7 separate regions of the Homo sapiens genome follow, and all the other regions are linked to region 5. Evidence: chromatin loops called from intact Hi-C (ENCODE). Cell type or tissue: mammary epithelial cell. All regions are shown on one strand. Region 1 has its middle 71 kb from the start of LINC02578. Region 2 overlaps BRINP1 (BMP/retinoic acid inducible neural specific 1). Region 3 has its middle 100 kb from the start of LINC02578. Region 4 overlaps BRINP1 (BMP/retinoic acid inducible neural specific 1). Region 5 holds the start of LOC105376248 (a long non-coding RNA gene). Region 6 has its middle 470 kb from the start of TLR4. Region 7 overlaps LOC105376244 (a long non-coding RNA gene).

Region 1 (4,000 bases), 230 kb before region 5:
TTTGTTTACTAGTTCTAACAATTTTTTCATGGCATATTTATGATTTTCCTTTTATCTCTTCTGACTGTATTTTCAAATAGCTTGTTTTCAAGCTCACTAATTCTTTCTTCTTAATCAAGTCTGCTTTTGAGAGACTCTGATGCATTCTTCAGTATGTCAAGTTAATTTTTCAGCTTCAGAATTTCTGCTTGATTTTTTGAAATCATTCCAATTTCTTTGTTAAATTTGTCTGATAGGATCCGAAATTCCTTATTTGTGTTGTCATGAATTTTGTTGAGCTTTCTCAAAATGGTTATTTTAAATTCTTGGTCTGGAAGGTCTCATATCTCTATCATTCCAGCATTGGTCACTGGTGACTTATTTAGTTTGTTTGGTGAGGTCATGTTTTCCTGAATGGTCTTGATGCTGATGGATGTTCATCAGTGTCTGAGCACTGAAGAATTAGGTATTTATTGTAGCATTCACAATCTGTGCTTGTTGCTACTCATCCTTAAGAAGGTTTTCCAAATATTCAAAGGGAACTGAGTATTGTGATCTAAAACTTTGGTCACTGCAGCCATATCTGCATTACAAGGCACCCCAAGCCCAGTAACACTGTAACTTCTGCCAACTTGTAAAGGTACTCCCTTGGTGGTCTTAGATAACATCTGGGAGGGTTCCCTGGATTACCAGGCAGAGACTCTTATTCTCTTCTATTACTTTTTCTCAAACAAACAAAGGCTCTATCTCCATGCTGAGCTGTTTGGAGCTGGAGCACGGGTAACACAAGCACCCTTGTGGTCACAACCACTGAGACTGGGCCGCGTCAGACATGAAGCCAGTATAGTACTGGGTCCCACCCAAGGTCTGTTGTGACCACTGCCTGGCTACTGCTGATGTTCATCCAAGGCCTAAGGGCTCTTTGCTCAACAGGTGGTAAATCCAGACAGACTTGTGTCCTTCCCTTTAGGATGGTGAGCTCTTCTCCTGGTCTGGGAGGCAGGGCCTGGAGTGAGGAGCCTCAGGAATCTACTTGGTGCTCTATTTTACTGCAGCTGACCTGGCACCCAAGCTGTAAAACAAAGTTCTTCCCAATCTTTCCTTTGCTTTCCTCAAGGATAAGGAGTCTCTCACTATGGCCACTACAGCTGGGAATGTGCTGGGTCATGCTGAAGCCAGCACGGCATAGTCTCACCCAAAGTCCATGGCAAAAATTGTCTGGCTACTGCTGGTGTTTATTCAAGGCCAAAGTGCTTTTTAGTCAGTGGTGATAAATCCTGCCAGAACTAGGTCCTTCCTTTCAAGAAAGTGGGTTCACTTCTGGCTTAGGATGTGTCTAGAAATGTCATCTAGGAGCTAGATCCTTGAATGTGGGACTTAGGACTCTGACTAATGTCCTATTCTACGTGGCTGAGCTGGTATCCACATTGCAAGAAAAATTCTTTTTTATTCTTCCCTCTCCTCCAGCAGAAAATATCTCACTAGGTCTCATACACGCCAAGCCTACTGGCTCTGAGCCCAGCAAAGTACTAGGATTTGCCCAGGAATTTCAGTCTTTGTGGCCTAGATTGCCTTCCAAGTGTATTTCGGACCCCAGATTGTTTAGCCCATGGTAGTGCAGCTAGCCAGAACTCAGGTTCTGACCGCTGGGAGGGACATTTCCCCTCTGGCTAGGGCTGGCTTAATGCTACCTTAGTGGGCACAGGTTGAATTCTGCCCAGTACAGCTTTCCACTGTGACGGGTAACATCTAGTTCCAACGCAAAGCCCCACAATCACTGTGCTGTCCCTCTCTCAAGAACATAGATTCTCTCTCCATGCCATGTGGCTGTTGCCAGAGGATGAGGGAGTGTTGATGTTGGCAATTCAAGACTGTCTTTTCTAACCACCTTAATGCCTCTTTTCTTGATAGGATGCTAAAATCAGGTACTGTGATCACTCACTAGATTTTTAGTTCTTACAGAGGTGCTTTCTTGTATGAATAGTTGTTCAATTTGGTGTTCCAGCAGAGGGTGCAATCACTGGAGGATTCTATTTGGCTCTTTTGCTCTGTGGTGTTCCTTCATCTGTTTCATTTATGCTCTGATTGTTGGTATTCCCTTCATTCTGCTAACTTTAGCCATAGTTTTCCTTTATCTAGTTTCTTGAACTATAAAGTTAGGTTATTTATTTGCAATATTTTATTTATCTTAATATGGATGTTTATCACTATAAGCTTCCCTTGCTTTTGTTGCATCTTATAAGTTTTTGTACATTGTGTTTCCATTATTGTTTGCCTCAAACTATTTTTAATTCCCTTTTGATTTCATCTTTGACCCATTGGCTGTCAAGAGTGTGTTTAATTTCCATATATTTTCATAATTTATCTATTGGTTTGCTTGTGTCCCGTAAGTCCCACAGCCTTTCTTCACTCTTTTTGTTCTTTTTATCCTCCTCTGACTGAATAATTCTAAAAGACTTGTATTCACATTTTCAGATTCTTTCATTTGATCAAGGCTGCTGTTGAAGCTCGCTATTGCATTTTTAATTTTATTCATTCATTCTTCAGTTCCAGGATTTTTTCTTGGTTCTTTTTCATGATTTCTCTTTGCTGAATTTCTAATTTTCTTCATGCATTGCTTTTCTTATTTCGTTGAATTGTCTATCTGCATTTTCTTGCATCTTGCTGAGTTTGCTTAACATAATTATTTTGAATTCCTTTTTTTTTTTTTTGAGATGGAGTCTCGCTCTGTCGCCCAGGCTGGAGTGCAGTGGCATGATCTCAGCTCACTGCAAGCTCCACCTCCTGGGTCCACGCCATTCTCCTGCCTCAGCCTCCCAAGTAGCTGGGACTACAGGCACCCGCCACCACACCCGGCTAATTTTTTGTATTTTTAGTAGAGATGGGGTTTCGCCGTGTTAGCCAGGATGATCTCGATCTCCTGACCTCGTGATCTGCCCACCTCGGCCTCCCAAAGTGCTGGGATTACAAGCCTCAGCCACCACTCCCGGCCTTGAATTCCTTTTTATAAAATTCGTAGATCTCTATTTCTTTATGTTCATTTATTGGATAATTACTGATAATTATTGTTCTTTTGGTGATGTCATATTCCCTTGTTTCTTCATGTTTCCTGTGCTCTTGTGTTTATGTTTGTGCATTTAATGGAGCAGTTACTTTTTTCAGAACTTACAAGCTGGCTTCAGTGGGAAAAGACTCTCAGCTGCTGGTGATTGCAAGGTCACTGGTTGGGTGCAATGCAGTGACTCTGGTTTAGCGTGGGAAGCAGCAGTGTGGTCTCCAGGAAGCTCCAGGACACAAACTTTTAGAGTGCCTGTGCATCTGGGCTCAGGGACTTAAGGAAATACTGTGACACCTGCATCCTTGGGAGCAGGTCTACTCACTGAGTTGTGGACCTGTGCAGAACACCCAGAGAGCCAGAGTCTATGACTCTGTGGCCTGCCTCAGAAATTTGTGCTGGAGAAATAGGCTGCAGCTGTGGCTTGAATGCTAAAGGTCCCTGGAAAGGTGGGGTGCCACATCAGCTTAATTCCTGGGGTACAGAATGCCCTGGCAGCAAGGCCCCGAAATGTCGGCCCACAGCAAAAACCCAGGTCTCAAGATGTAGGATGCAGCAATAAATTGAGCCCTAGGAATACAGCTTTTTGGCAGCAGCTTGACCATGGGGACATAGAGCAACAGCAACTCACAAAGATGGTGGGGTACTGTGGCATCCCAGGCCCCAGGCAACAGAGTGCAGTGGTAACAAGGGCCCAGAAATGGTGAAGTGCAGTGGCTACTCAGGAAAAGGTACAATGCAAAAGCATAGCATTGTCTCCTTCTCTGGGACAAGTGGACAGTGTGGACTCCATCTGGGCAGCTTTCTTAGTTGGGCTTAGCATTGATAAAGACTGTGGAGGTCACCAGTGGTGAAGGCTCCAAGTATTGTGTCAGTGGTGAGGACTGGGGTCCTCCTGCTCACCTTTGTCCCATGGGGGAAATATCCCTCTGAGGAGATCCCTCTTAGATCCATGCTGCTCCTGCT
Region 2 (4,000 bases), 770 kb before region 5:
CTTGGTCAAGTCCAGTGACCTTTGTGGGCCTTTGCTTTCCCATCTCTAAAATAGATATTAGGGCTGAACATTTTCTGAGCTTCTTTCTAGCTCTTACATGCTGTGGTTCTGTGAATTCTTTGCCTTCTCAAAGATTTCAGAAAATTAACTCTCATTGAGTGTCATTTTCTGACTCCGGGAATAAAGTATTTTTTTTCTAAGATTGTTTTCTTAAAATTAGAAGACTGATGTTGTATTATTAAAAACAACCAACTCACCATGCTTCAGGGTAGAGATTCTTTTGTCTATTGCTAATGGAGGATGTTAGAGAGAAGGTCATGGCTGTACCTATTATGCTGTTCTATTTCAGCCTACTCTATAATTCTCTGCTTTTTTTGAATCCTATTCTTTTGCTGAGTACCACCCACCTACTTCTGGGAGACAAGGCTGTGTGAAAGACATCCTCAGACGTCTCATCTGCTTCCTCATCCATCTGCAACTGGATGCTGGATTTTCAGCAGTAACTTGGGAGCTTATTTCTCAAAGAGAACTAGAAAAAGTAGCCACTGACACTGGACCAGTATCTATTATGTACAGGAAGCTTGTAAACATATGTACAGAACCTGTACTGGGAAACAGAAAGTTTCTAATTAGCTGGCTCCAGAGAGAAAATTGGTGGTGGTTACTGGAAGACAGTCTTCAAAGTAAGAAAAGGTATTTAATAGTCAGATTTGTCAGAAGACAGAGAGAACACCTGGATAGAACTGAGTGGGCAGTCACTGTCCTGTCACCAAAGGGATTCTAATTAGCATAGTCTGACCCAAGAAAGAATGTAAGCACAAGTGTGAAATTGGCTTCAGTGACCTTGTCAGATACCCTTCACCACGTAAAGTTAGTTTTCTGGGTAGCCAAATATAGTTGCACAGTTTGTCTACTGCACAACGGAATCTTGATGGAGAAGAACAATGGAGGCTCTATCCTGGCATGGGGATGCATAATTCTATCTGAAAGGAGCACTGTTTCTGAAATTTGTCTGCCTAGAGGGAGCAACTTTTTCTAATTTTTTTTTTTTTTTTTTGAGATGGAGTTCATTCTTGTCGCCCTGGCTGGAGTGCAGTGGCGCGATCTCGGCTCACTGCAACCTCTGCCTCCCAGGTTCAAGCGCTTCTCCTGCCTCAGCCTCCGAAGTAGCTGGGATTACAGGTGCCTGCCACCATGCCCAGCTAATTTTTGTATTTTTGGTAGAGACGGAGTTTCACCATGTTGGCCAGGATGGTCTCAAACTCCTGACCTCAGGTGATCTGCCCGCCTCGGCCTCCCAAAGTGCTGGGATTACAGGCGTGAGCCACTGCACCCAGTGCTTTTTCTAATTTTTATATGGCATCTGTTCTATGAATGGAGGCCCTATAGTCTGATTAATAATGCACTGTGACTGTTTCTAGATGTTTTATTGAAGTCTTCCATATGGGATTCTCTTCCAGATATCAATCAAATGCTGCTGCCCTTCCCTCCATTTTCCCTGGGTAATCACACTTGCTCCCTCCTCTTCCATTATCACCTACATTCCAACAACTCCCAAATATCCATATTCAGTTTTCATCTCTCCTTCAAACTCCAGAATTTTTGCACCTAACTGCCAAATGCATTTCCATTAGACTTTTTAATGAAAGCTCAGAATCCTGATTCTCCTTCCCTACCAGTTTGTTTCTCTTTCTGAGTTCTCTGGCCCCAGTAATGGCACAATCATTGGTCAGGGGACTAAACCAGAAGATTAGCCACTACACTATTCTTCATGATTTTTCTTGTTCACTCAAGAATAATAATAATAATTTTATAGTAACCAGTAATATTTATTGAATGTTTACCATGTTTCAGACTCTATGTCTGTCTGTTCCTGACCCCTGTTCTCCACTGCTCTGAGCCTGTGAAAGGTTGCATAATTCACCACTGTTTATTGCCTTAGGGTTGGGGAGCACCCTTAGGTCAGGCAGCCATAGACATGCAATTCTTAACCTTTTTCAGTTGCAGTTTTTCAAGAATAAACTCTCCTATGGCTTCTGTCTGCTTTAGGTTCTTTCCATGGTCTTTAAATTATTGTTGTTGTTCTTTTGAATGTATTCATTATTTATCATTACTTACCATGGAAAGTTTTGCTTGAGCATTTCATCCTGCAGACTTGACCAGTTCCTGATTTAATTATTGAAGGATCACTGCAGGTGAATCAGCCAGTAGGGGGAGCAAGAGTGTAAGCTTGGACCAATCAGTAAGTTTTCAGACTGGCCCAGTCAAGAGATAATAATGACTCGGACTAGGGACTGTCGTGCATCTTCCGAGAAATTATCATGTTCAAGAGGTTTAAGATGACAGGATTGTATCAATCCATGTGATCAGTTCAGAATCAAAACACCATAGCCTTCTGACTTAGGTCAATGAGTTATTAACCAATGCATGGGTTCTTCTAGGTTTCTGAGTTGAGGAGAACTTAGAATGAGTAACTGGTGGGACAGGCAGTATGCTTAAAATGCTATCTGTGGTAGCTGGGGTTCTGTGTGAGGTTATATCCTTTGGGATATTTCTCAGATTAATAGAAGAATCTTAGACATGTGTTTTCTCACTTTCTGCATATCAAGTGAGTCATCAACCCTATTGCTTCTAATTTACCTTTCCTACCTTCTTCTCATTTTCTACCTCTAACTCATGCCATCAGCTTCTTTCAGTCCCATAATTGCAATAGTTTCCTAATCAGGCCTCCTCCTTTCACGGAACAGCCAGAGTTAACTGATCTCCTAAAATAAAAATGAGACCATGCTTTGCCTCTTCTCCATCGTCTTCATTGGTAGAGAATACCAGTTCTTCATCGTCTTACAGGTAGAGAATACCAATCCTCTAGCTTAGTATTCCAGTCATTTTCTGAGTATTGCATTTCTTTATGTTGGCAAGGCCACACCCAATTACTTCTTAATTCCAGAATTTCATTCACATTGCCCTGCCTCTGTGATTTTTCTCATTCTGTTCTTTTGCTTTAGAATGCTCTTTCTCCTTGATCTCCGTGCTCTGCTTTTTAAAACCACATTCTCAGACTTCAAGAATTGGCTTAAATGGGCCGGGTGTGGTGGCTCACGCCTGTAACCCCAGCACTTTGGGAGGCCGAGGCGGGTGGATCACTTGAGGTCAGGAGTTCGAGATCAGCCTGACCAACATGGTGAAACCCCATCTCTACTAAATATAAAAAATTAGCCAGGTGTGGCGGCACATGCCTGTAATCCCAGCTACTTGGGAGGCTGAGGCAGGAGAATAGAATAGCTTGAACCTGGGAGGCAGAGGTTGCAGTGAGCCAAGATTGTGCCATTCATCACACTCCAGCCTGGGCAACAAGAGTGAAACTCCATCTAAAAAAAAAAACAAAACAAAACAAAAAACAAACAAACAAACAAAACCTCTCCTTTGGTGCATTCACCTATTTTCATTTAATTCAGATATTTTTAGTGAGCACCTACTATGTGCCATTCACTCTGCTATATCCTAAGGCTATGAGGTTGAGTAAGAAGCATTTTCCCACCTCTTGCTAAAAATATCACCCCTAAATCGTGTGGCCCTTTTTTAAGATTTAGCAAAGCCCATTGCTTCCAGTGGTGGTTTATCAATTCATTGACTGATGAAAAGACCTCATTTTGCTTTCTGTATTGTGTTTTTGCTACTCTTTCCCACTCTTTCTCATTACCACAAGGAGTCTGTTGGCTACTGAGGTCAAGGCCCAGGTCTAGTCATCCATTGTCTCCCCAAATCACCCAGCATTGTATTTTGCATACATTACATCATAAACCTATGTTTAGGATATGGTTAAAAAAAATTTAAAAAGAAAAAATAAGTACCTAGTTGTGACTATTGCCATTTATATATTTGGCTTTCAAGAGTCACATACTAACAACATCATTCACAGTGAATTATTTACAGAAAGCTACTGTGAGGTTGAAGTTATATGTCCTCCTTAAATGAATCTCTTCAGGTGAAGGGAGAAAAA
Region 3 (4,000 bases), 56 kb before region 5:
TATGTTTTTTATTCTCTTTTCACAACTTCAGAACCTGCTTTTTCATCTTCATATGCAGCTTTTGATTTTGTATCCAGCACTGCAGATAAAATTCTAAGCAATTAGATAAGAATTTCCACAGTACCTGTCACTATGTGTACCTACATACCTGCTTCTGTTCCATATTCCCTCCCTTTACTTCTGTTGTTATGAAAGAAAAATCAGAACTTCTTTGTATGGCAAAAAATGTTATTTGAGGAGCAGGCTTCATCTCTTCTTACCTATTCAAGGTAATTGATGTAGAAACAACATTCCTCCCCTTTCTTTCCCTCATCATCATCATCCTCTCCTTACTAGATTATCTCATTTAGCATAGATTTTTTCTCCAATTTATACATGTAAACATGTTTAAACATGAGAGTGGGTATATTTGTGTGTGCAGACATGAATATAGATGGAAGGAGAAATGCTGTATAGATGTGGCTTTGATAAATTAACATTCTCTTAATCATACTTCCCCAGATTATTGTGTCATTAATATTCTCCTCATTAGAGAAAACAACCCTATAAAGATCTATATGTAGTCACCACCCCTAATTTTTCTCTTTTCTCTTAAACATACCCAACAAAGATTTCTTTTTCTCCATCATGTTCACAAAAAATGTTTCCGACTGAGGTCATTAGTGACCTCCACATTGCTAAATCCAATTGCCACTTCTCACTCTTTGACTTTTATTAAACTATAAGCACTGTTTGACACAGTGTGGCACTTCATCTTCTTTTCTTTATTTGGTCTCCAGGATACCCTGTTTTATGGATGTTCATTTTCCTTCATTGCTTGCTTCACATTCTCTTCAGTCTCTTAACACTAGTTCCCCACTCTGTAGTCTATGGTCTTCTCTATCTACATTAATTCTCTTGGTGAGCTTATTCCACCCAAGAACTTTGCATTCCACCTATACACTGACAGTTACCATGTTAATATCTCAAGTTAAAACATTCCTCTGAAAGCTATACATGTTTATGCAAATGTCTACTCCTCTACATTTAGAAGTCTGGTAGACATCTCAAATGAACATGTACAAAACTAAAGCTCTGTCTCTTATCTTAGGCCCCCATATCCAATCTATCTGTTATAAATCTTTTAACAACTACCTTCAAAATAAGTCTAGAATCTAACTTTCACCATTCCCACCACTCTGTGCTAGTCTACAGTTTTCGGATGTGTTTCCAGAACATAGACCAAAGACTGGAACATAGTCATTTCTTTAAAAATATTTTCTAAAAATAAAATAACTATTTATGACTTCCTGTAATAATGAGTAGCTTGGATTTTCCAATCTCCCTGCTGATAATAATTGCAAACTCCAGGCGAAATACATTTTTAAAAACTACTTACAGACATGGAAAATAAATAAAAATAGGCAAACTTGGAAGATATTTGACCCATGAAGACAAAGGTCAAATGCATTAAGTGCTACCCAAAATGACATGCTTTTACTACTGAGGACACTGACTAGTCTACATAACATGTAGCAACCAGAGCTCAAACAGAAAGCTGCAGTCTTATTGGCTAATGAGTCATAAGTTGGAGTTTGAGAATGCTACAGTGACTAGACATCCAGGAGGAAATCCAAGAAATGAGCCCCAAACCAAGTTAAAGAGGAAAAAGTTCTTCAAATTTTAACTTACACCTGAACTATGCACTTGTGGGTGAGAATCCAACAAGCCCAGAGTGGAAGCACTGGTACAATGCCATAATGGTAGAGCAGAGATTTCAGTGGCTGCCCATTGCAGGGAGACAGAAATTACAGTGCAGTCCCACATAGGTAGAGTGCCTTCCTTGGCAAATGCATTGAGTTTTTCATTGACGCCTAGAAAGACCACATATTAGAAGTACAATCTACATCCAAGATTAATGGTTTACCCTAGGACTGAGACCAAAATGGAACTAGACCTGATCTAAAATAAATAAACAAATCAATAAAAGCCTCCACAAATGTAAGGTAGTATGTTAGCAATTTAAATGCCCCAGAACATAAAATCAACATTCTTCCAAAGGAAATAGCAGAATACAGAATTTCTTGGTGTCATTCACAGTATCACAATGTTTAAAGAAATTTACTAGACATGTGAAGAAATAGGAAAATATGGGTCATAATCATGAAAAAATGAATAAAATCATAATTACATGTTATCAAGAATTGGCAGAAAAAATTGAAAAATAATTATAAATTTAACAATCCACAAAAAATGAGTATAATAAATTTTTTAAAAGAGCATATTATGAGATACATGTTAAGTCAAATACACATTCCATAAGAAAGGTGAATATAAGTGAATCAGGGGAGAGAAAGAAATTAGCAAAGCCTCAATAAACTATGTGTCATTATCAAACCATAACATATTTGTAATTGGAGACCCATAAAGAGAAGAGAGAGAAAATGGAATAAAAATTATATATTAACAGAGATATTAGCCAAATACTTTCCAGAGTTCATCAAAAAACAGTAATTTACATATCTAAGAATCTCAGTGAATTCCAAAAGCGATAAACAGTGAGAAAACTAGACCTAACCACATCATGTTGAAACTGCTTAAAACTAGAGAAACTTAAAAATAGTAAAAGAGGCAAAAAAAGAAGAAACTTTACATAAAGAGAAACAATGATTAAGAAAGAGACAGACATAATAAAGTCAAAAAAATGTTTTAAATTACTGAAACAAAGAAAAACAGAACAAAACCAGCAAACAAAATGCCCCACAACTTTCAACCAAATATTTTCTCTTTAGTAAAAATGTTGAGTTAAAGAAAATATAATTTCAGATAAACAAAATCTGAGAAAATGTATCATCAAGCAATCCACACTACAAGTAAAGCTAAAGAAATTTCTTATGCTGAAAAGGAAATAATACATTCTTGGAATCTGAATCATCAAGAAGGAATGAGAACACTGGTCATGTGAAACATGTGGGTAAATATAGAGAATGTTTTATCTTTCATTTTAAAAAAATCTTTAAAGGTCACTTGAATGTTTAAAGAAAAAAGAAAAAAATCATATAGCAGGACGTATATGTAGAAGTAAAATATATGGCAATAACAGTACAAAGGCTGAGAGAAAATTTAGGTCCAATTATTCCGTTATATGGTCCTTACATTATATATAAAATATTCTGATATTGATTAAAATAAAACTGAAAACTAAAGGGTGAATATCTTAATCCCTAAAGCACCTATTTGGGAAAATAAAAAACAAGCAAGCATAGAAAAATAGCTAATACTCAATCCAAATGAAAAAAGAAAAAGAAAGAAAGAAGGAAAAGATAATGAAGAATAGGAGCACAGTAATTGGAAGAAAATAAAAAGAAAGATAAAGAATAAAAAACCAAACACAAATATTATGAGCAATATCAATAATTACACTAAATGTAAATGGAGTAAACACTCCTTTTAACTGTAAACAGGCAGAGATTCAGAGATTATCTGACTAGATTATCAGACTAGATAATAAAGTCAAGAAGCAACTATAAATCCATGTGTCTGTTTTTGTACTAGTATTATGTTGTTTTTGTTACTGTAGCCTTATAGCTTAGTTTGGAGTGGAGAAATATGATGCCTCTGGCTTAGTTCTTTTTGCTTAAGATTATTTTGTCTATTCAGGCTCTTTTTTGATTCCATATAGAATTTAAAAATAGTTTTTTTTTTTTCAAATTCTGTAAAAAAAATGTCAGTAGTTTGATAGGAATAGCTTTGAATGTGTAGATTGCTCTGAGCAGTATGGCCATTTTAACAATATTGATTCTTCCAATCCATGAGCATGGAATGTTTTTCTATTTCTTTGTGTCATCTACGATTTCTTTCAGCAGCATTTTGTAGTTTTCCTTGTAGAGATCTTTCACCTCCTTTGGTAGATGTATTCCTAGGTATTTTCTTTTTTGTGTGTGGCCATTGTAAATTGAATTGCATTCTCAATTTGGCTCTCAGCTTGAATGTTATTGGTATATAGAAGTGCTACTGATTT
Region 4 (4,000 bases), 840 kb before region 5:
CTACAATTTGAAAAGGGGCTGTGAGTGTGGAACCCATGACAGAATGTGGCAGTAATTGACTTAAACTGCTGTCGGTTTGCACCTCGCGTCTCTCACTTGGCTCCAAAATACTGCCAAGGGCAGGGGGGCGGTGGAGGAATCTCAGCCAGGAAGGTAGTTTGGGTCAAGGCCCTCTTTCTTCTTTCCTCCATCTCCTGGGAGGCTCTTTAGGTAGGTCCCTTGGCCACCCTGGCTTGGTACTGTTGGGCTTGGGCTCTGGGGCCAGCCATTGATTTGATTCCCAGCTGCCTCTTAAAGGCTTGCCCTACTCAGCAAAAATGCTGAGTTTTACTGCTGTTAGCATGGCTTCCAGACTCGGCAGCTGTTACTTTCTCAAGGTAAGCGGCAGCCGTTCTGCTCTCAGGCAGGGAGGCTAGGAGAAGACAAGGGCTGTGACGCTGGGACACAGCCTCTTGTCTAGCTCAGCACGGAGGGGCCGCTGAAAAGCCCTCTTAGGGGAAAAAAGTAGAAATATATTTGGCCTAAAAAATGTACACATATATTCTAGGAAGATATATATATATATATATATATCAATCACACACACACACACACACACACATGTGTTCATATTCTGGGGAGAGATAAAAGCAAACATGTATTTGTAGGAACCTGCCCTAGTGGGTGGGTTCTACCTGCAGGCACTTGCAGACATACCATTCTCTGTCCAGAGGCTGATACCTCAGGCTGAAGCCTTCACATAGCCACAGAGAATCTCCTTCAGGAAACTCATGTCAGGGCAGAGCTCCCTGGATTATCTTGGGTAGGGGGTACTAGGGCCAAGGAGGAGACCCATTTTTGGGAACTGCCTCATTTTCTCTCTTTCCTAATTCACAGACGATCGAAACTGGAAGGAATATTAAAGAGCAGAAAGGCAGGACTCTGTGGCCTAAAGAGGGAATGAGAATTCCCCAACATTCAGTAGTGGGTTAGTGGCATGCCCAGGACTAGAATCTAGGCTTATCAATCAGCTAGATCAATACCCTTTCCACTCCTCCCAGCAATATACACTCTAGGACTGTATATTGCTCCCACCCCTATCTTGCCAACCTGCCACCATGACCCCTACCAAGACAATCGCTTGTCTTCCCTCATCAAACTTCACATTTTCAGAGATGCATTTCAGGGTTTTTCTATCTGGAAACATGGCCCTGAAGAGAAAAGATCCAATGCCTCAATCACTATTCCCGAAAGACACACACACACACACACACACACACACACACACACACACACACACACACACACACACGGTGGTGGGGGGAGGACTGAGAGAGAGACAGAGAGAGAACATAGATTCCTTCTCCAATGTCTTTAGGGAATTACCGACAAGCAAGGACCCAGTACTGAGTGTGACTGGTAGGCAGAACCCAGCAAAGTGTCTGGTCTGTATCTAAGATTTTTATTAAGGAATGCACTGGTTTCCAGAGAGCAAAATGTACACCCATCTACCAGTGCAAATACTTCAGGCAAATTAATTTCTTTATATTAATTAGAATCTCACCCCTAGACATTAATACATATTACAGGCACAGAAGCATATGCAAGCACACATGCATAGGTGTGCTTATACACACATGTGCACACAAAGATCCAGAAACCTTTCCTGCTTGCTACATTTCCAAAAAAGAGAACCTCCACACCAAATTGTGTTCTCCCATATAAAGCATCTCCCATGTGAAGAGTAGGACCCATAAACTCCAGGGAAGGAGAAATGTAAAGCCCTGTGAAAGAGAGACCCTGGAGAAGTCAGAATCGAGTTCACTCAAAAGCGTGCTCTTAGACTTCTAGATGCCTGTTTCGGGGTGCAGGCAGATACTGAAAAACATGGGGGTTTTAGGCCCATCTGCAATAGAGCCTTTTCCATGCAGGATTTTCCGGGGCTAGATGGCACTTTAGCTCCCAGAAGGGGGAGCTGTGACTCCATTTCAACCAAGGAGAAACAGCTCAGAGATGCCAAATCAGCTCTTGGGCCCCCGTTGAGTTTAGACGACCCAGCTCAGGCTGCAATGAGTATCTTTGCCGCTGGTACAGGCAAGAATTGTAAAAACACCCTCCCCTGATAGGTTCGAATTCAACATCTCTTTCTTAGTGCTTGCAAGAGTTTATGTTATGGATCATAAAGTCCTCTATTTTTCTGAAAAGGTCTTTGCCCAAAGGCCCCTTCAGTTGTGCAAGGAGACATTTTTTGATTTGCAACCTGTCTCTTTTCCCCTCCCAATTCCTTAGAGGAAATCACCAGTACATTATCACTTGAATGGGCCATTAAGGTTAGACATACCCTACCCGTCTTTTCCTGCTTTTCCCTTGCTGAAATACAAAGCTTAACAAATTGGCTGCTGAACTACTGGTAACCATGTTAAAGACAAGATGGAGGTCATGTGAAGAAGACAGGTCCTTAAATGTCATTCTTCAAATAATTTTTCCAGTTGTGCTCCCTTCTGCAAAGATTATCTTTATTATTCTTTCCACCATCTCCCACATTCAGCCACGACTTTTAACAAAATTCCACCCATATTTCAACATCTAGCTCAAATGACCCTTCCAAGAAGTCTTCTCAAGATCTTATTTTGGAATTAATCTCTTTATCACCTGATTTTTCTGTACCATTTTATCTGAAACTCTATTTTAGTTTGTGTCTCTGTTTGCCCTGCTTTATAGCGCTGGGGGTATAGGTCTATCTTACCCTCTTCAGTATGGTCTCAGGAGCATCTTTGTATTCCAGGGACTGACACAGAGTAGTTGCTTTATAAATGTTTGCCCTTGCATTTCCTGTTGCATCTCAATAGCAACTGTCATCTCTCTCTCTGTCTCTCACACTTTCTAGCTAACAATTGCTTCATGTTCATTTAAAGCAATGCCGTTACGGCATTTTTGCCTATACCAAGAATATGGGGATTCCAATGATAATATAGACAGATGAAAATTAGACCCTACCTGGAAGTGAATATTGACTTCCTGTGTTCCAGGGTCTTTAGTTTTGTTCTCTCATGTAGTCGTTCTTTCCACCCAGTGGGACAGATACAGCCCCTTTTACAGAAGAGGAAAGTGAAGCCCAGGTTGGTTAGACTCCTTGATCAAGGTCACACAACCATCACAGCTAGAATTTGAAACTGTCTTCCTTCTTACGTCATCTCTGCTCTTTTCACTGGACCACTGAGTTAATGGTAACTATTATGAATGGTTGGCAACATCGGGTTGTTCAATAGGTGCTAGGAATAGCTGGGAGTTATTATGAGCTCTTTGAAATTGATGGTATGAAGGTGTCATGAGTCACTGGATCAAAGAAAACCTCTGAAGGTTTCTCAATGACCAAACTTTTCTGTTTTCAGGAATGACGAGTCCTTTTTGTAATGCCAATAATACATGACCATTCAGTCTCAGTTTTAGTACTTTTAGTGATAGCAAGTTCATTACCGCACAAACCAGCCTATGTCATATTTGAAGAGCTTTGTTGGAATATTTTCTTACTTTGCCCCTAAATCATCCTTCTATCCATATGTCTCTGAAATCACACAAGTGCAATTCTCTTCCAGTTTTCAGTTCTTCGAATATTATGAAAACATAATTATTTCACAACAGTTTTCTTTCTGAATAGAGGGGATTGTCTTCACAGCCCTGTCTTCTGTAGCATCTGCTTGGAGGCCTCTTGGCACCCTGAATACTGTCCTAGGGAAATTGTCTAGTTTACCTCACTTTTAGGGCTTCGATGCCACCAAAAAAAAAAAAAAAAAAAAGGGAGGGATGACCTGAAATTGAGTGAGGATTTATTCAACAAATATTTATTGGGTGCCTACTGTTTGCCAAACATTGCTGTAGACGAGAGCTGTCAAATAGAACTGTCTGTGATGATGGACATGTTTTTTGTGCTGTCCAATATGGTAGCCACTAACCATGTATGATTGCTGAACACTTGAAATGTGGCCAGTGTTGCTGATGAACTGAATATTTAATTTTATTT
Region 5 (4,000 bases):
ATATGTCTGTCTTTATGCCACACCATCTCGATTACTATTTCTTTGTGGTATGTTTTGAAATCAGGAATTGTTGTTTTTTCCTTAAGATTACTTGGACTATTCAGGGTCCCTTTAGATTTTATATGAATTTGGGGATGGCCTTTCTATTTCTGCAAAAACTGCCACTGGACATTTGAAAAGGATTGCATTGAATCTGTAGATAACTTGGATATTATAGACAGTTTAACAATATTATGTCTCCTAATCCATTAACAGAAGAGGTCTTTCCATTTATTTGTATCTTTTTCTTTTTTAAGGAATGTTTTGTGGTTTCCAGTGTACAAGTATTTTGCCTCTTCAGTTAAGTTTATTTTTGAATATTTTATTCCTTTGATTGCCAATATAAATGGGATTATTTTCTATTTTGTTGGTTAATGCTAGCATTTACAAGCACAACTGATTTTTGCATTGCTTTTATATCTTGCAATTGTGAAATTTATTATTTTTAACAGTTTTTTGGTGGATTTTTAGGGTTATCTAAATATAAGAATGTATGAAAGTTTCTGCAAAATTATTATTTTAGGAGAAGAGATTGTACATGTCTTTAAGGAGTTCAATTATTGGGGAGTCAGGCTTTTGATATATAAAATATTTAAAACTTCAAATTGGTCACTTATTTTCCAAAGTTTTCTAATTCATTCAAAAATGATTGCTTGACATCAGAGACTCTATAATTATTTTCCAACTGATATTTCCAATCATCTACTTGTCTTTCCTATCACACCCTACATTCTAGTTAAATGGGATATTTTAAATACTCTAATTAGACTTGACATTTCCCAATACCTGTGCTTTTTCACAAACTAGTCTTTATGTGTACAATTACCTTCATTAAGTTCTATGTCCTGGCTAAATCCTATTTTTTTTAATTGCAGAGATATTATTGGTTTCATATGTAACAGCCATTCCCTTACTTTAAGATTCTTAAATGTGCTTCAGAAAATGCTATACTCATTGTCACCATGGGGATTGAATCACAATGAATCTAAGTCAGTATGGTTCCATTTCTCTTAATAGTGATTGGTTTACATGTGGCCTTTTACTTAGTTTTAGCCAAGAAGACCATAAGAAAATAACTGTTGGAGGGGCTTCTGGAAAAATACAATATTGCTCTTAAAAAGAAATACATGAAAGAACATTTCTGCTTCTGCATGTACAGTCAGTCAATATGACATCTCATATTTTCTAAGATTTAAAAGAAAGATGGGGCAAATGTGTATGGGGAATAGTGTCATGAGATGGAGTGGAAGAGCGGGTAGGTTACAGGTCAAGTAGGACCTGGTAGGTCATGGTGAGAAGTTGAAAACTTATTTTAAATGCTATGGGAAACTATACAAAATTTCCAAGAGAGTTAGTAACACAAGCTTGTTTTTCAAAAATCACGCTGGCTGTTTTTGTAGTGCATGGATTGAAAGAGGTAAGAATTGAAACAGAAAAATCAATTAGAAGGTTACCAATGTAGCCTTGGAGGGAGTGGTATGATGGGAGGAGAAGACGTTTAATACTCATCGCTAAAATAAATGTACGCTGTATTGCAAATAACTATATATAACCATAATTATGTAATGTAGGCTGAATATATCACCACTAAACGGGTGGGCAACAGGATCAAGATTAGCATCAGAGAGAGGTCATCGGGAAAACAGAGAGCAGCTTATACTCACGCTGTGGGAGGAAGTCAGTCTCTACACCCCAGGGAGATGCAAGCAGGCTTCACTCTGTGTTTTTCCTCTGCAATCATTGCGTTCCCTACAGGACAGGTGCTGCTTAATATGACTACCTTCCCTTTATTCACGATTGTTTGTGGTTCTGATTAAACAGCCTCCTGGCAGGAGGAAGGCCTTTCTGGGAAGGGCAGTGAGAGGTTTGCCATTTCCCAGAAAAACCTGGCAGTCCTTAGGCCCTGCTAATAGTAGCTGATGAGTTAATTTTCCTTCCTAACAAGCCTTACTCCAAGAGGCAGAAATAAACACTGGCAGGGGTTGCATGAAAATAGCCAGGTGCTCTGGTCCAGCCCTCCCAGGTCAGCAAGTGATGTGCAATTTGCTGTTCTCGCTTAGGGTGAATTTGCTGGTTCAGGTCAGAAAGTTCAAGATGGTGAGGGGGGAATGGTTTAAAAGCAAATGAAAAGTCATAGTTTCCTCTCCACATGGTACAAGTGCACCTTGGCTAAAACCACTTCTGCTTTGTCATTTAAGCATCAGGCATTTCCCCTCTGTGGTCACCTGGAAGCTGGCATCTACAGCAGAGAGCAGCAGCAGAGGGGCCTGCTTAGTTCATCTGATCCACTTTGCTGAGCCTGGCCTCTACTGCCCCCTTTTGGCTGACATACACTACAGACTGCTCAGGCTCGAAACTCTTAACCCTCTACCGCCAGGTCTTCCACATAGCCTAGCAAATGTTTCTCTTTGGGTCTCAGGACCTTATTATTTATTTCTGGCTTGCTCTTAGATTTTGGCTTGGAAATTGGCCGGTTAGTATTTGCTTTCTGATATTCTAGGTCTAAGGGACCCTCTCTCTAAGAGGGATTTTGCTCATTCATAGCATGATAAAATGTTAGCAGTTGCCTCAACGTTTATCTAGTCCAAAAACAGTGAATACATAACTTTTGTATATATTACCGTTGTCATTTTCTGCGCACATAAAGAGCATGTCTAATCAATCATGCTATATGTTTTTGCTGATCCTAGACTTGCTCTCAATCCTTCTAACATGACCACTAATGTTTTTTTACCATCAATATTTTGGATTTGACTAGAGATAAAACCCATGCATTCTTTAGTTATTACATTTACAGATAAGAAACAGAGGCCAAGAGAAGGGATAAAAATTTGATATTCCATACATAGCAGGCTATTGTTAGACTCAGAACTAGAATCTAGGTCTCCAGAATCCCAGGATGAAGTTCTTTTCATTGAAAATCATTGAATCCTTTACAAAATTGAATACTTTCTGTGTTAGTCAATTTTGCATTGCTATAAAGGAATACCGAAGACTAGATAGTTTATAAAGAGAAAAGGCTTATTTGGCTCATGGTTCTGTAGGCTGTAGAAGAAGCATAGTGCCAGCATCTGCTTCTGGTGAGGCCTCAGGAAGTACAAAATCATGACAGAAGGCAAAAGGGGAACCGGTGTATCACATGGCAAGAGAGGGAGCAAGAGAGAGGGGAGAGGCACTAGTCCCCTTTAACAAGCAGATCTCTTGTGAACTAAAAGAGTAACAATTCACTTATTACCACGGGCAGGGCACCAAGCCATTCATGAGGGATCTACCACCATGATCCAAACACCTCCCACCATGCTCCACCTCCAACACTGGGGATTACATTTCAACATGAGATTTGTAAGGGACATGCATCCAAACCATATCACTTTCAAAGTGTGTTTTATGGTCCAGATTCTAACACTATATTTACAATTGTCCTGGCCTAGAGTAGTTATTCATTTACGGAAACCTTTACTCTTCATCTGCCACAGTGCTGGGCATTGGTCATGATGGAATCCTGAAATGAAAACACATTTCTCAAGATTTCTCCCAACAAAAGAACTGCTGGATCAAGGGACAAGCAAGTGAGGTGCTGATCGACAGACCTGGTAGTTGCTGTAAGAAACTCATGGCAGATATAGACTATTGTGGAGCAGAGGGAAGCCTAGAGATCCTATAGTTCAATCTTCCAATTTTTTAGATGAAACCTTAGAGACTTGTCTGCAGTTACATAATTATCAGCATGGGAACTGAGGCTATGGCTCAGTTACCTGGCTCAGTTCTAAAAAAGCACTATGCCTATGCCTCCACACTGTCTTTATCAGATATAGCAACCCAAAGAGGTTAATTTATTGGTCATTTGAAATCATTCCTCATAGTCATTGTCTTAACCACTGCCAAAATGCTGTGAGAAAGGTATCAGGTTTTATGTGTTTTTTTGTTTGGTTTGTTTGTTTGTTATGCCAATAAGGAAAGG
Region 6 (4,000 bases), 350 kb after region 5:
GGACATCTTCAAAAATTAAAATATACTTGCTGCAGTTGCAGAATTGAATTATTTCAGTCATTGGCATAGTATTTACCAAAGCTTCCTCATTCAAATATTAGCTGATTGAGTTTGTTGTCATTTGCAAACCATCTCCTATTGTTTATTTGATAATATTTTATTTATTTGACCCCCATTGTTTAGACAGTGCATTTGAAATGGAACTTTATATTATTATTAGAACTACTTGAGAACCAGTACCCATTGGCCCAAATATAAGGTATAAGTATAAATAAATCCATAACTATAACTGTTATTATTGATATAACTACACACACACGCGCGCACACACACACACACCCCTGAAACATGCACTTACCACAAACGCTGGGTTCACCGAGCTTTTGGAGAAAGTTATTATCATAAACCCCTTTAAGTGAACCTTAAATTACTCCATTTCCATTTGTTTTATTAGGAAATGCAGCTGAGCGCGGCGACACACGCTTGTAGTCCCGGCTACTAAGGAGTCTGAGGCAGGAGGATCCCTTGAGCCCATGAGTTTGAGACTAGCCTCAGCAACACAGTGAGAACCTGTCTCAAAAGAAAGGAAGAAAGGAAGAGGAAGGAAGGAAGAAAGGAAGGAAGGAAGGAAGGAAGGAGGGAGGGAGGGAGGGAGGGAGGGAGGAAGGATGGAAGGAAGGAAGGAAAAGAAAAAAATGAAGCATGTTCAAGATATTACAAGGAAGAATTCTTGTTTTAGATGAAGGTAGTATAGGGTAAATGTTGAGGATGAATCACTGAAAGAGTCAAACAGTAGAACAATTTTCCCTGAAATTCTGCCTAAGTACAATGGGCATTAGAAAGAGCATTACTGTAGTGGTAACACTGAAAGGTCAGTCCCTTTACTTAGATACAGGTTCCTCGTAGTTCATGCTTTAATTTAAACTGAAAAAAAATAGAACTCTATTTTAAGTGATTACAGATTAAACAATTCTTCTACAATCTGATTTCATCTGTAAATTTGCTCAACAAATCCTTTCTCCATAAAGAGTAGAAAGAACATTTTCAAGCAGCCCCATTTGAATGAGGACATTAAAAGCTTTTGCTTAAAAGGCTCCTGAATTCCTACTCCTATCTAATTTCAATTTGCCTTGTGACCTTGAACAATCATTTAATTTCACTGAACCTCAGTTTCCAGACTTGTGAAACAATAGGATTGGAGTGGTTCTTGATGTGGTCCTTGGAGCAACAGCATCAGTATCAGCAGGAGACCTGCAAATTCTCAGGCTGTACTCCAGACCTACTGCACCAGAAACTCTGGGGTGAGGTCCAGCAATCTGTGTTGTAACAAATCTTCCAGGTGATCCTGATGCTAAAGTTTAAGAGCCATTGGACTGGAGGATATGCAAAGCTCCCTTGTCCCTGCCATCTGTGAAATGTTGTGATCTTGTGGTGGTTGAATGAGAGAGAGCAAAAGAGATCTCGTGTTACTAGTGAGAGGGAAAGCTGGCTTGGATGAGCTGCTTGAAGAATGGATTTGCTCTTTGGAGAAGAGTCACTTGGCCTAACTAATGACTACAGATCCCACAGGGAGAAAATCCTGGGAAGGGTTTCTCTGGCCACCTGGAAAGGAAACAGTGACAATATGGGAGAAGTCTCTCCTGGTGCTTAGGGATAGGAAGAGGCAGGCAGATAATATCTTCATTAGGAGCAGCTTGGCATGCATCATGCATCATGTATACAAACAGAAGTGCTGTATGATTTTGCCTCAGGACTAAGGCTCCCAGAGATGTGAAAACCCCCATACACCAATGTTCTCATTTTTTTTTCTTCTAAATTTTTGGAAGAGTCGAGTTTTGGGAGAGTGGGAAGCTTTGGGGAGGTAAATCAAAGCAAGGCCGAAGAAAGAGAAAGTTCCACAGTCTCCAAAACAAGGAGGCATTTTCTGTCCCAAAGATTCCTGAGGGAGTAACGTTTTCCCCAGCAAACAAATTCATCACCACCCCAGTGGAGCCTGCGCAGATGCAAAAGCAGAATGGGTGGGAATTGCAGGGATGGGGAGGAAGGAGAGCCAGAAAGGAATTCTGGCACCATCTAGTGGCCTGTGAGACAAGGCTATTGTCCTCATAGTCACAGCTCCGGATGGCTGACACTAAAGCAACTTGTTTAAAAGAAAGTCTTTAACATGGTTTAATTGCTATTCCCCAGGGAATTAAGTAAACTCTGAGCTCCCCACTATGGATGAGCACAAAGTGACATCTCTGATAGCAGTGGTGGAGATCAGTGGACAGGAGGCTGCTATTGGATCAAATAATCCTGAATGTATTAACAATTTCTTTCCATTGAAATAATGCTCACAATTTATATGGGAAATAGCTCATTCCATCCTCAAATTCACCCTGAATAGCAGTCTCTGATAAAAGGATCATGCCTAATTCTATGGATAAAAACAGTGAGGCCAAGGGAGATACATCCCAAGGTCACCTAGAGCAAACGGCAGGGACAAAACACCAATCCCAAGTGGCCCTGGTTATTAACACCAAGCACACTGTTCTCCAGAAACTCTATATAATGCTTTGACAAGTTCAGGGTGTAAAACCCAGGATTCCATTTCTTCACAGAGTGTCACCTGAATGTTCTAGAGATTTCATGGTTTTTAAATGCCAGAATTAAAATCAATAATTTCATCTTTTTGTTCTTTTTGTTAGAACTTCTTTTGCCTTCTATCCCGAAGAAGACAGTGATGAAAGTTATTCTTTCTTTCACAGTTAGTAAATTAATTAAGCAATCAGAACTCAGGCATACGGAGTAGTTAAATAGAGAGACAGTAGCATCATATAGAATGCACTACTGGGTCATTCGTTAGAAAGGACTGAAAATGCTTAAGTTCCTTAGGGACAGGAAAAGTAAGATTCTTTACTAAGCAGAAAACAAAACTTTCAATTGGGCAAATGGAGGATGAGAGCATCAGAGCTTGACCCCTTGCACTGTCCTTACTCTAATCTATTACATGATTCTTGGAGACCATCAGGGCAAAATCCTCACTTCTTTTACACTGATGCACCTCTCACACTTAAGATGTTTTCTGTACAACCATGCAAAGCGATTATAACATTTTTCTCTTAACACTCTCCAGGTTTTTCATTACAGCCTTAGGAGAAAACGGAAACCTCTTACTATGTGCCATGGACTAGGTAATCCCACAATTGACTCTCAATTCTTTTTTTTATGCCATCTTCAGCACCATTTCCACTATCTTGCCATCCTGGTTTCCTGACATTCCCACAGTAAGCCAGCCTGGGTGATACCTCAGCAAATGCACGGTTTATTTTTCTTATATTGGAAAAAGTATTTTCTTAAAGTGCTGGCACGTTCCTTTGGGTATCTGTTTAAATGGCACCTTTCAAGGAACCCTTCCTCCACCTCCTCCAATTCTCTACCACATCATCTTTTTTCTTCTCCTTTTACTTTTATTCCTTTAATTTCCCACTCATTATATGCTAAAATTATTTATTTGATGGTTTACTTATTTACTTATTTATTATCCGTGTCCCCAATTAGGATAGGGAATGACTAAAAGAGAAAAGATGACTTCTGGCATATTTCCAGTACAGGACTCAAGAGTATGTACTCAATAAATATTTTCTCTCTATAACTGGGATTCAGTACAGAAACAGATCAGAGTTAAGTGCTCAAATGATATTGGTTGAATATACATTGTCACTTCTTTTGAGGAAAAGGTGAAAAAGAAGTTTGGTAGGAAAAAGATAGTGTTTTAGTAAATGGTGCTGGGTGGGTCAATTTAAAGAATTTAAAGAATGTGATCTCTATATTGTACCATACAAAATTATTTTAAGCTGGATTGCATCTTCAATTGTGAAAAGTAGGACAATAATACTTCTAGAAGATATCATAGGAGAATATGTTTATGACTTTGTGTATTAAAATTCCTTAAACAGAACACAAAATGCTCTAAGTATAAAGTAAATATTATATAAGTAGATAGATATTTAAATTAAGA
Region 7 (4,000 bases), 740 kb after region 5:
GCTTTGTCCACTGCTTCAAACTGATAGATGGGGGGAAATTATTGATGTGTAGCCCCCATCTCAGACTTGGGTGGGCAATGCCTATGTGAGAAGCTCCTATGAATCCCTTGCTGAAACCATTCACGATAGAGCATGAGTGGAGACAACCCTGACACCCTGACATGAGGCAATGTTTCCCTGGCCTTTATATTTAACAGAACTTGCCTGGCTGTTTCCTTGCCACCAGGGAGCTGCTGTTATAATCCCCAGAGTTCTTCCTCTCCAGACTCTCACAATCCCATTATCCTCCTGCCTGGAGAGACAAGCTCATCTGACAACACTGCCAGCACAGAGACTCATGTGGATGTATTAAATTCACCACCTGGTGACTATAATTAAGATTCCTCTCCTTTGATTTATTTTGGTTGGGGGAAAGAAATCATTTAAGTTCTTGGAGGTGCAGATAAGAGATGATATATGTCCCAACTATTTCCATGATAGTAACACTTCCTGCCGCTAACACAGATGGAAACCCAACTTCAATCACATCCATACTTGACTACCCGTAGCGGAGGAATGATGAGGTGGTAGAGGGAAAAAAAGAAGAAAAGAGAAGTAGTCCAGAGGAAGGAGATAATGAGAAACATGCATGATATTTCTGGGAAAGAGATTTAAACCAAAGAAAGACGCACATCTGCTTGATACACAGAATTGTCTTTTCCAACTGAGAATGCAGCCCCTCTTTTCAATCAGTTGAAGAGTCGGATATCACCTTGAAGATGATCTAAACCAGGAGTTCTTATCCTGATATCTGGAGGTAGACTTGTAGGGAAATTACGAACTTCCGGACATTGAGGAGGGCAGTAAAAGTACCTAGCTTTCCTCAGTCTCTTAAAGCGGTCTAATGACTACAAAGACATTAACAGACCCAGTCAAATCCCCAAATTTTAAGTTAAAGATATTTAAATCCAGAGAGATAAGGAACTTACCCAAATTCATACTGCTGGTTTATGTCACAGGTAAAACCAGCACACAAGTTTCCTGACTCTCGTATTTGGCCCATTTCATCTTAGCGCTTGTCTGCACACCTGTTAGCAGGAGGCTCTGTGATTTGCTCTATATTCTAATCAGAGCCCCATAACAACTCCTGGAGGTGGACAAAGCAGGTGTAAGTAATGCCTTTCGATAGAAGAGAAAAACAAGCTCAGAGCAACTCAGGCAACTCATTTATTCAAGATGAACTTAGTAGCCCTAAATTGGTGTGGCTTCAGGGATCATGATTCTAATATCTCCTTCAGTCAACAACAGATCCTTACACCCTCAGGTGTGCTGCTCCCCAATCTCCAAGCCTGCACAAGTGTGGGTGTGGCTTCAGAGTACTGGGCCAATCAGACTATGTCACTCTTCCGGTGACTTTGACCCAAGGTGTGAGCACATGGTCCAAGCTGAGCCAATCAGAAACCTCATCTGGATTTTGGTTTTAAACTGAAATTGAAAGTGAGTTCTTGATCTCTGGTAAATGATTGAGGAAGTGACACCAAATGAAATGATTGCTGCATAGAGAGGGCTAGGAGAATAAGACTGGCAGAGCATGGATGAGGGAAATGGACAAAAACAAAAACAAAAGTCTTTTAACATAAATCCTTTGGTCTTTTTTCCTCAAGGCTTACTTTTCCATCACTTCCTTATCTATGCAATATCCTAGTATACTCCTAATAATTCTTTTTTGGGAGGCGGTGAAGTAGAGGAAAATGCTTGGATAAACTACATTCAGGGAGATATGCTATTTGCACCTGAGTTCTGCCTAACAGAATGCCTAAGTGTTAGTCAGCTGGCTTAAGCCCAGGCCATCGCCCTTGGACTCAGTCTCTTTGAGAAAGCCTTCAGTGTTACTTTCTACAGCCACTTACATACCTTCACTGTCAGCAGGAAGATGTCTGGGGGAATTGGCTTACCACTAAATGCAGGACCCCGAGGAATAGCGCGGCTCTCTCTTCCTTCTAATCTCAAAGTTAAGAGGAAGGTTTCTTATCCCTTTTCTTTCTCTCTTTATTTCTTTCTCACTTCCTCTCTCCTTATACTGGCTCCCTGGCATCTTTTACTATCCGTGGAGTTCTGATGCCCCCTGCTGCTGACTGCAGGCTGCTGGCTGCTAACTGCAAGAAACACAGGTTTCCCTGGTTGCAGGCTCTGTGTTGGTTGTCTGTGCTAGTTCTTCCGCCTCTCATTATGTTTTCCTCTTATGTGATCTAATACTCTGGCTGTGTTTTCTCACCGTCTTTCTGTGCCACTTGTATCTTTTCCCCCACACCCTCGTCTCAACATCTTTCTCATCACCTCTTTCCTCTTTCAGTTTCAGTTTTAGACTTCGTTCTCTCTGCTGTCATCTGTGTCTCAGTCTATTCTTGAATAGACTGGTTCCCTGCATCTTGAATTCCTGGTTCCTGCATCTTGATCTGTGTCACTGACTCAGCTTCTGTTGCACAACCTCACCCACTCATCAGTGGAATTTTTTTTGTTTTTGTTTTTTCACAGAGAGACTTGCCACATGTTCCTCTCATTGTCCTAAGATAATTTAACAAGCAGGTGATTAGCCTTAACTGAATAGGCAGGGTGGTTAGCTCTTTGCACAGAAAGTTCTTACAAGTAAAAATAAAGCATTTTCCAGGGTTCTAGAAAGTTAGATTTCTTCCACAGTTTTGTGTAATATTTGGCTTTTTTTTTTTCTTTCTGAGGTATAGGATTTTAAAATTTATACCTGGTGGGAACTAGAAGTGGGGAGGAGGTGAGTATTGGAAATCTCTGCGGCGAGTTCTAGATTGGAGAAGGGAGTTCTGGAAGTTATGGTTCCAGGGCTCCCTGTGAGAGGGCAGTGCTTCGGACATCTGTGCCTGAGCTGCTCTGCGTATGAGGTGCCTGCTCAGCAGGTCCTGTTGATGGATCGATTCTTTGGCTCCTAGGACTAATACTCTAAGAACCCCACTGGCCTGAGTTTGTTTTTCTGCCAAAGGGAGCTATCATTAGCATTTGAGACAAATACCCAGACAACATCCCCAAAGTGTATCTCCATCCGTCTGGGTTCACAGGAGGGAGGGCGTATGCTTGCTTATGGAAAGCATATGATTTACGCTAGTGCCTGTGGCTCTCCAAAGGAGAATGCAGCTTAGGGGTAGCATGAAATGGTGTGTACCAAACACTACCAGGCCAGGTGAACTGCATACATGATTCCACTGTCACAAGCATCCTGCAAAGGCTTGTTTTCTGGATTAAAAAACTGAGCTTCAGAGAGGTTAGGTACATTCATAGCCAGTAAGTAGCAAGGTTTAAATCTGCCTTTCAGGTGCAAAACCATCAGGAATATAAATCAAAAGCACAGGTTAGGTCATAAGGAGACCTTGGACTAAACTCTTTACTTCCCTGGGCTCGAGTTTCTCCATAAAGGTGATGATGGAGTCATCTCATGATATTCTAGGGTCTCTCTAAGTTGTAACATATCAAGATTCTGTCACTCTGTTACTCACTACTTTCCCTGACATCTTTCCAATTTGTTCTGCTGTTTAATTTATGAGAACATATATTGTTCTCATAAATTGTGTCCATAAATTGTACATTAGTGGGTTTCTCTGAAGGCAAAGATTATGTCATCATCAAGATTTGATTTCTCACAATGCTTAACACCTTGTTTTCAATGCAGTAGACACTAAGTTTTTGTTTTTATTTTCTGAAAGCAGAAAGAGTGGGAAGAAACAATTCAAACATGGAAGCTAGAGAGAAAATACAAAAGACAGGAAGAAAGGAAGGAAGGGGAAACATTAAAATGCATTTTATTACATTACAGGACTCATTTAAGACATAACGGAAGCTTCATTATTTGTTCACTTTTTGCCTTTAAGTGCTGATTCCTATAAAGGACCAAAAATATTAAAACATAAAGAATTAGGAGCCTGCCGAATATCAAATTGGGGATGAAAATGTCAAATCTCTCAAATTAGAAAGAAATTCAGGAAGAAGGCAGTATCTG

What was found. Peaks named below come from ENCODE experiments on the same cell type or tissue, not always from the same donor. Only the 100,000 strongest peaks of a DNase experiment are listed, where the experiment ranks them.
Region 1: it touches region 5 in a loop (19-fold over the local background); 2 of 110 quality-filtered maps call a loop at or near these places.
Region 2: a loop joins it to region 5, with 10 times the contacts of the local background. A loop is called at or near these places in 12 of 110 quality-filtered maps.
Region 3: a loop joins it to region 5, with 6 times the contacts of the local background. A loop is called at or near these places in 4 of 110 quality-filtered maps.
Region 4: it touches region 5 in a loop (16-fold over the local background); 12 of 110 quality-filtered maps call a loop at or near these places.
Region 6: it touches region 5 in a loop (12-fold over the local background); 3 of 110 quality-filtered maps call a loop at or near these places.
Region 7: it touches region 5 in a loop (7-fold over the local background); 3 of 110 quality-filtered maps call a loop at or near these places.

The regions. Positions count from the first base shown.
Region 1 is chr9:118,748,849-118,752,848 of GRCh38, reverse strand. No RefSeq gene overlaps it. Among named protein-coding and RNA genes, the nearest start is that of LINC02578, 71 kb to the right of the region's middle. In mammary epithelial cell, a CTCF peak has its summit at 1,960 (motif pointing right); no DNase peak of the experiment used is centred here.
Region 2 is chr9:119,288,180-119,292,179 of GRCh38, reverse strand. All of the region lies in intron 2 of BRINP1 (BMP/retinoic acid inducible neural specific 1), which reads left to right. Among named protein-coding and RNA genes, the nearest start is that of BRINP1, 79 kb to the left of the region's middle. In mammary epithelial cell, a CTCF peak has its summit at 2,212 (motif pointing right); no DNase peak of the experiment used is centred here.
Region 3 is chr9:118,576,219-118,580,218 of GRCh38, reverse strand. No RefSeq gene overlaps it. Among named protein-coding and RNA genes, the nearest start is that of LINC02578, 100 kb to the left of the region's middle. In mammary epithelial cell, no CTCF peak of the experiment used is centred here; a DNase peak (open chromatin) is centred at 1,558; H3K27ac peaks cover 742 bases.
Region 4 is chr9:119,363,795-119,367,794 of GRCh38, reverse strand. All of the region lies in intron 1 of BRINP1 (BMP/retinoic acid inducible neural specific 1), which reads left to right. Among named protein-coding and RNA genes, the nearest start is that of BRINP1, 3.6 kb to the left of the region's middle. RefSeq lists an enhancer at 1,863-2,544. In mammary epithelial cell, a CTCF peak has its summit at 1,937 (motif pointing right); no DNase peak of the experiment used is centred here.
Region 5 is chr9:118,520,610-118,524,609 of GRCh38, reverse strand. LOC105376248 (a long non-coding RNA gene) reads left to right here and starts at 1,113. Exons shown (of 3, transcript XR_930294.2): 1 at 1,113-1,456. In mammary epithelial cell, a CTCF peak has its summit at 2,354 (motif pointing left); no DNase peak of the experiment used is centred here.
Region 6 is chr9:118,168,296-118,172,295 of GRCh38, reverse strand. No RefSeq gene overlaps it. Among named protein-coding and RNA genes, the nearest start is that of TLR4, 470 kb to the right of the region's middle. In mammary epithelial cell, a CTCF peak has its summit at 2,072 (motif pointing left); a DNase peak (open chromatin) is centred at 2,055.
Region 7 is chr9:117,781,462-117,785,461 of GRCh38, reverse strand. All of the region lies in intron 2 of LOC105376244 (a long non-coding RNA gene), which reads right to left. Among named protein-coding and RNA genes, the nearest start is that of TLR4, 79 kb to the right of the region's middle. In mammary epithelial cell, a CTCF peak has its summit at 2,114 (motif pointing left); DNase peaks (open chromatin) are centred at 2,251 and 2,361; H3K4me3 peaks cover 832 bases.